Linked DNA regions of Homo sapiens: region 1 is linked to region 2. The links are chromatin contacts, found by Hi-C or POLR2A ChIA-PET in ENCODE. All regions are on one chromosome and are shown on one strand. Each heading gives the region's core, a stretch centred on a gene start or an enhancer-like site at or near the end of the contact. The rest is flanking DNA. Distances are from core to core; before and after follow the strand shown.

What was found. Hi-C counts contacts between places; a loop is a spot of excess contacts on that map. ChIA-PET counts read pairs that join two places held with the same protein, here RNA polymerase II (POLR2A). Pooled maps may share reads with other maps.
Region 1: a loop to region 2 is called in a pooled map, with 1.9 times the contacts of the local background. The contact joins the promoter of GPRC5D-AS1 here to the promoter of FAM234B in region 2. A Hi-C loop is called at or near these places in 2 of 168 maps with a recorded cell type or tissue (naive thymus-derived CD4-positive, alpha-beta T cell and psoas muscle), 1 of 37 single-sample maps with no recorded cell type and 15 of 50 pooled maps. POLR2A ChIA-PET finds 5 or more read pairs at or near these places in 3 of 52 experiments (A673, MCF 10A and activated T-cell).

The regions. Positions count from the first base shown.
Region 1 is chr12:12,925,786-12,929,765 of GRCh38, forward strand. It overlaps GPRC5D-AS1 (GPRC5D and HEBP1 antisense RNA 1), which reads left to right and starts at 1,941. Exons shown (of 3, transcript NR_149067.1): 1 at 1,941-2,018.
Region 2 is chr12:13,041,757-13,045,937 of GRCh38, forward strand. It overlaps FAM234B (family with sequence similarity 234 member B), which reads left to right and starts at 2,625. Exons shown (of 13, transcript NM_020853.2): 1 at 2,625-2,684. The coding sequence starts at 2,648.

The sequences.
Region 1 (3,980 bases), core at 691-3,190, 120 kb before region 2:
AAGATCGATTGCATTGTGTTCCAAACGCATTTCTTTTCTTTCTTTTTTAAATTTTTTTTGAGATGAAGTTTCACTCTGTTACGCAGGCTGAGGTGCAGTGGCATGATCTTGGCTGACTGCAACCTCCACCTCCTGGGTTCAAGTGATTCTCCCGCCTCAGCTTTTCAAGTAGCTTCAGGTGCCCACCACCATGCCTGGCTAATTTTGTATTTTTAGTAGAGATGGGGTTTCACCACGTTGGCTAGGCTGGTCTCAAACTCCTGACCTCAAGTGATCCACCCGCCTCAGCCTCCCAAAGTGCTGGGATTACAGGCGTGAGTCACTGTGCCCAGTGTAAAGTGCATTTCTTTTCTAAACTGACTTGAACCAAAATGGATGAACAAGGACCCTTCAGATGATATACACCAAACTGGAAACAGATGAGAATGCCAGCAAATGGGCTCAGGAGGAATTTATCTTCTTGAATTTTCAGGCATAAGCTGATTTTGACAATGTTTTCTCTTACAAAAACAGGGTGAGCGTGTTCTGGATGGAGGCTGGGTGGGAACCCCAGGTCAGAGCAGATGTGGAACTGGGGCATGGGGAAGACTATACCCCAAAGAGGTGGGGGTGGGGAAGAAGATGAAAAGTGAAAGACGAATGTTCCCAGGGGCAGGAATTCATAAACTTTTTCCATTGATTCTGCCCTCTCAAGCCAATCACTTTCTGCCTTTTTGGACCAAATTGGGAAAGCCTGGACAGTCTGCTACAAACCAGACCAGAGCCTTTCCTTGTCAACAGAGCAGCGCTTCCTAAACTTATACTGCGTTAAAAATCACATGGGAATTTGTTAAAAATGCAGTGTCTGGAGGCCTCCTAGAGGTTCTGATTTAGTTGGTCTGAGTCAGGGTCCAAGAATTTGTATCCAGAGCAAGTATCCCGGCGATTCTTCTGCTTGGACAGGGTTGGGACAAGGCGTCGGCCAGTCATCCACATTGTCTTTTTGCAGATCCACTAATCTTCCATGCAGGCTCCAACAGCTCCTTCCCGGCCTGGGAACCCAAATCCGCAGGAAGAATCTCGGGGTGTTGTCTTGGCTTATTCATTCAGAGCTGTCGTGTGTGGTTCTGCAAACAGTACTCAGATGCGTTCCCTCTCCCCGTAGGGATCTTGCTGGAGATGCCCAGGGTTAACAGTGGAACTCCATATGGAGACAGAGGCATGGGGGGAGCTTCGCTGGAGATGGGACAGCCTGCTCCACCGCGAAGCCTACTGAGGCTCTCTTCTTACGTACCCCGCGCAATCTCATCTCCCTGAACAACTTCCACCTCCACCTTTCAGCTCATTCCCTAATGTCTGCTTCTGTTGGAACTCCACAATCTCATCTTTATCTGCCTAGGTGTGTTACAGTAGGTAGCTGTCAGGTATGAGCAGGGCAGGAGAGGGTCTGTTCCAATAGCAGGAACCTCAGGTGACCATCAGGTGATGGTCAGGCGGCTGTTAGTCTGTCGCTCTAAAATAATAATTGGTCGCAGCCGGTGCTAGGGAAAGACAGGCTCCCAGTAGATAGAAAACACCTGAAACGGGTGATAAGCAGCTTCCCGGTAAGATCTTAGCAGTTGGGCGAGTGTACTCAAGCATGAGCACTAACAGGCAGAATGCCAGAGTTTAACTGGTATATGACCTTCTAGGGACATTCGACTGATAAGGGAAGAACGCCTCACGTGAGCATGTGTACAACTCCTGCATGCGTACAAACACACTGCGCATGCTCCCCTCCCAGGCGCTGGCAGGCCACACACTGCGCATGCTCCCCTCCCAGGTGCCGGCAGGCCACACACTGCGCATGCTCCCCTCCCAGGTGCTGGCAGGCCACACACTGCGCATGCTCCCCTCCCAGGTGCTGGCAGGCCACACACTGCGCATGCTCCCCTCCCAGGTGCTGGCAGGCCACTGCGCAAGTGTGGACAGCCTACACCAAGGGAAGAGTCAGGGGAGAAGGAACACAAGACTCCGGAAGCATGCCAGCGTATAAAACCGTAAGTCAAAGGTCAGACTGTCCAGTGGGTGATCTCTCAAGTCGCCCGCTTGGCCTCTTCCAAGTGTACTTTACTTCCTTTCATTCCTGCTCTAAAACTTTTTAATAAACTTTCATTCCTGCTCTAATACTTGCCTCAGTCACTCCTGCCTTACCACAATATTTTTTAAAACAAAATCAATACCAAAAAGCCCATGATAAACAACATATCAAAATTTTATAAAAGCAGGCTGTTTGGTTTGTTTTACGACCTTGCGTTACTGCAAGAGAGGAGCCGTTTCCAATCAGGCTTTGGATCCTGGGCTTATGTGGCTGCTGTGTCCCTGCCATGGATCTGTGAGGGTTGACAATGGGGTACAAACAAATTGGGCAATATATATATACACATATATGTGTATATACATATATACACATATATGTGTATATATACATATATACACACATACATGTGTATATATATACATATATACATATATACACACATACATGTGTATATATATACATATATACATATATACACATACACATATATGTGTATATATATAATATATACATATATACACATACACATATATGTGTATATATATAATATATACATATATACACATACACATATGTGTATATATATAATATATACATATATACACATATACACATATATGTGTATATATATAATATATACATATATACACATATACACATATATGTGTATATATAATATATACATATATACATATATGTATATGTGTGTATATACACACATATATGTATATATGTATATATGTACATACACACACACACACACACATATATATAGTTTGTTTGTATTTTGAGAGGGAAGAAAGATGAAAGAAAGGGAGGGCTTAAAAAATTTTTTTTGAGACAGCATCTTGCTCTGTTGCCCAGGCTAAAGTGCAGTGGCACCATCATGGCCCACTGTTGCCTCAACCTCTCAAGCCCCATCAATTCTCCCACCTCAGCCTCCCGAGTAGTTGGAACTATGGGTGTGTGCCACCATTCTTGGGTACTTTCTAAAAAATTTATTAAAATATTTGAGACAGGGTCTTGCTTTGTTGCCAGGCTGGAGTGCAGCGGTGCAATCACAGCTCACTGCAGTCTTAACCTCCTGGGCTCAAGCAATCCTCCTGCCTCAGCTGCCTGAGTAGCTGGGTTCACAGGTACGTGCCACCACGGCCAGCTAATTTTTTTGATTTTTAGTAGAGACGGTGCCTTGCTATGTTGCCCAGGCTGATCTCGAACTCCTGGATTCAAGCAATCCTTCCGTCTTAACGTCCTAAAGTGCTGGGATTTCAGGCATGAGCCACCATGCCCAGCCTCTTGGATATTTTTATTAGATTTTTTTTTTTTTTTGTAGAGATGGGGGTCTTGCTGTGTTGCCCAGGCTGGTCTTGAACTCCTGGGCTCAAATCATCCTGCCTTGGCCTCCAAAAGTGTTGGGATTACAAGTGTGAACCACTGTACCTGGCCTTTTTATTTTTGTTTTAAAAGAGAGAAGAAAGGGAGATGGGGGGAAGGAGGCTTTATATATATATATATATATATATATATATATAATTTCTTATTTTTATTTTTTTTAGATGGAGTCTTGCTCTGTTGCCCAGGCTTGAATGCAATGGTGCGATCTTGGCTCACTGCAACCTCTGCCTCCCAGGTTTAAGCGATTCTCCTGCCTCAGCCTCCCTAGTATCTGGGATTACAGGTGTATGCCACCACACCTGACTAATTTTTTTGTATTTTTAGTAGAGATGGGGTTTCACCACATTGACCCAGCTGGTCTCAAACTTCTGACCTCAAGTGATCCACCTGCCTCCGCCTCCCAAAGTGCTGGGATTATAGGCGTGAGCCATCGTGCCCGGCTGAGGCTTAATTTTTTGATTGGAGACTTTTAAATGACGTTTTTCCACTTGGTTCAAAGCATGGGAAGATATTTTGATAAGCGCAT
Region 2 (4,181 bases), core at 1,375-3,874:
TTCCTGGGCATCGGCCTCCCTGCAAAAATCATTCGGGCAAAGCTGGGGTGATTATGGGGAGTGTGCAGATGCCTTAAAGGTCAAGCATTGAAATCTGAGGAGCCGGAGATGCTGCATCTATTGGATGTATGTACACTGACACATGTTTATATGTACACATGTAAGTGTGTACATGCACATGGGCACTTTGGGTAACTACACAGTTTGAAGCAAAGTTTTTTTTTGTTTTGTTTTGTTTTTGAGACAGGGGTCTCATACTGTTGCCCAGGTTGGAGTACAGTGGTTCAATCACAGTTCACTGCAGCTTCCAACTCCTCAACTCCAGTAATCCTCCCACCTCAGCCTCTCAAAGTGCTGGGATTGCAGGCACAAGCCACTGTGCCTGGTTCTGAGACAAAGTTTTTAAATAAAACTTTATACATCTTTATTTTATTTATATCACAGAAGAAGGTACTCTCCCGGAATATACCTTTTCACTAAGAAAAGGAGACAGATTTTTCTTCTTTCTTCCTATCCTGTGTGACCTGGCTATTCCTTTCCACCCAAACTTTCTCCTAGAAACTCAAGTTCTTGTTCTGCAACTAAAATGAACATTTTTCTACATCCCTGTCACATTCACAGGTTATTTTTCTCAGTCTTCATATTTCAGGAATGCGTTCCATTTAGTTAAACTGATATCAGGCAAGCTACTACTGGCTCATTGTGACTTGTAGTGTTGCTCCTTTTAGATGACCTACATAGATGTAAAATATGTTTTTTAATCATGCCTCCAGAGAAGTGGCAAGCAGTAGAAATTTTGGGTATTGTAGAATGTTGAAAGAATTAATAAATAAATACATTACTAAACCATTAAATTACTATGAAATGTATTATTTGTTATTAAGTTACAAATTTTAAATTGTTAAAACATTAAGAAATTATCGATAAAAGAAGAGTGAATACTTAGAAAACACTAAGTGCCAGGCACTGTTGTAAGTGCTTTCTACATATATATTTAATTCTCAGGAGAACTCTATAAACTAGGAACTGTTTTGTCCCCATTTTGCAGATGAGAAAATTGAGGTGGGGAGAAATTAAGCAACTAACCCTCTGCCTGGCATCTAGGAAATGATAGAGTCAGGATTTGATCTCGGGAGGCCTGGCTCCTGGCTCCAGAGCCTGTGCTCTATCAGAGACAATGACATTTTTTTTTTCCAAGGGAAGAAAGGAGGTGAGACTGATTGCTGGAGACTCTCAGATTACTCCCACAGGATAGTCCTGTCTGCAGTTTCTCACGGGAATTAGGCAGCCTGCAAATGAGATGTATCTTGGAGCTTTTGTTGTGACACTCAGAAGTTACATTACCTTTCTATTTCTCAGCTTTCTCTTAAACAAAACAAGGAGAGTGGGACTAGATAGCCTCTAGGATCTGTTCCAGTTCTAAGATAACACAGTATTAGCATTCCTGCACTAAAATGCTGATCACTTGCGTGTGGGAAAGAAGCAAGTCAGTTCTTCCTTCTACACCACTGTGCCTGGTCCTGAGGCAAGCCAAGTTCAGAAGTCAGAGAGGGCCTGGGTGTTTGCATTTTCCACAGTGACCTCAGTGGGTGTTTGGGCAGCAAAAGTATTCACATTCCACTCAGTAGCTAGAGAGGAACACACAGGTATTCTCTATGTAAAAGGTAAGGATCCTGATTCATTTGGCAGCTGCTTTGAATTTTTTTCTTTAATTGAAAAGAAAGTACATTAAATTTGAGAAATACTATTCTAAGCTGCAGTTCCTATGTTAAAATGGAAAAAAGTTATGGAGGGATGAAGGAGATTTCCAGAGGGACAAGGAAGACAAAGTGGGGGAAAGCTCAGGGAGCCAAGGAAGGAGGAATTCCTGGGCATCGGGCTCTCCGCAAAAATCATTCAGGCAAAGCTGGGGTGATTACGGGGAGCGTGCAGATGCCTTAAAGGTCAAGCATTGAAATCTGAGGAGCTGGAGATGCTGCATCTATTGGATGTATGTACACAGTCGGATCCTCCTTCTACACCCTTCAACTAGAAGCTGCAGCGTAGGGTGCTGAGTAGACACCTGTAAAGAACTGGGAGCAATAAATGAGGGTTCGAGCTCCAGGAAACTTCAACTTCTACCTAAGAAGCGTAATAGAAACACTCTTACTAGGTGCCTACTGTGTGCTGTGTGTTTTAAACAGGTCGTATCATTTAATTCTCATTGCAAGCTTGTGAAGTAGGTAGTATGTCTTTAATTAAAAAAAAGCAGCGGCAGCTCAGTCGCCCCAAGGGACTTGCCCAAGATGGCCCAGCTAGTAAGTGATTCAGGCAGGATTCAAATCCAGTCTGCCTGATTTCAAAGCCCACGCACATTGCACAATCCACACCTCCTTAAATATCTCCTTCGAATCATTTTCACTGCAAGCTTACGGGGTATTTTCTCCCCATTTCACTGACGAGGCAAGTGAGACTCAGAGTGGTGAGGTGACCTGCATAGGTAGGGTGGGAGAAAAGCCTGCGGAGCGTGTACTCTGGCTTGGCCTCCCTCAGCTCTGTCCCCAGCAAGCGGGTCCCACCTTTCCCGGTCCCAGCCCCACGCACCGCCGCTCGGAACTACACTTCCCGGCAGAACGCGGGCGCGCGCACGCGCACCGGGGCCTCAGCCATGGCGACCGTGCTGTCCAGGGCGCTCAAGCTGCCGGGTAAGGAGTCGCATGCTTGCGACCACCCAGTCCCCGCCGGTGTTGGAATAAGGGGAGGCGAGGCTCTGGGGGCGAGGCCGGTCGGGCCCTGGCCTCAACCCAGACTCAGCTGCAGGCGCCCGGTGCCGAGGAGGGTGCAGTCCCTTGGGGCTGGGGTCTCTGTGCCACCAGAGGGCGAGAGGGGCGCCCAGCGGGGCAGGGGTCTCGGGCGCGGGGCGAACCCGGAGACGCGCGGGGAGAGGGCGCCGAGCAGGTGTTACGGCGGGGAATGTCAGAACGCCGGTCGCCGCTGTCCCGAGGGGAGGCTGGCGAGAGGAGCATCCTTCCCGAGCGCCGCGGACCCAGCACCGCAGGGACTCCGGCGCCTTCTGTCTTGGCTGGACCTGGGCGGGGGCGGCGGGACGGCGAGTGGCCCTCTGTGGATCATCCCCTCCACCTAACGGCAGCAACGACGCATCCATGAGGCAGGTGGGACAGGTATTTACGTCCCTTCCTAGTTTACAGAAGAGAAAATGAGAGTTATTTGGCTAAGTGAATTGTCCAAGGTCTCACAAGTATTGGGAAAGCTCGGCCTTGAACGTCAGGGGTCTTTTCACTCTAAATCCTGAGCTTTTGATTCCACTTGGTCAGTCTCCAGCTGCCGAGATTAAGCATGGGAAATGATTTGGCACCTATAAGTTGAAGATAATGTATGGAATCTTCTTTAAGGCAGCATTAGGGGTGATGACAACTTCCAGAGCTGATTCAGTACTTCGGGCAGCAGCTCCAAGTTTTTTTTCCTTTTTTTTTTTTTTTCCTCCTAAACCTCCAGAGTAGGATTGTACTGTTAGAAAGTTGATATTTAAATAAAAGTATATTTATTCCACCCAAGTAAATTTTAAACATTAGGCTTTAGAAAAATTGATGGCTCTACCTAGGTAAGTTTTAAGCATTAAGCTATAAACATTTATTTGCTGATAATTTGTATTAGAGGGAAAAGCAGTTGCTTTCATAGCTATCTCTAGAGAGGGCTATTTGGGTTTTGGTTGGATAGCTAGTTTGAGCTTGCAGGGGGATTACAGGGTCCTTGTTCTCAAGGAGCTTCCAGTATGCTACCCTGAAGCGAACCTTGCCATTTGGATGACGCTAGGTTGGATATTAATTTGCGTTTCTGTCCCCAGACTTCATGACCTCAGACAGATTATTATTTTTTTTAATATGGGCTCATTGGAACATTGGAAGGAACACTGATAGCATCTGCCTTGGAATGTGTGCATAACACTGGAATTAAAGGAGAGACGTGGCCCTTTACCTGCAGGATTAATTTTTTACTTTTTTACTTTGTATATCCTTAGTGTAGAATGATGTCCTCCCAGAGGGGTAATAAGATGTCAGACATTTAGCTTTATTTCTTTTTTTTTTTTCTTTTAGAGTCCTTTTTTAAAATTTCAGTGTAGGTCATTGTTATTCTCTAAGAATGAGAATGCATGAAAATCTTGCTTTAGCAACTCTTGAGGT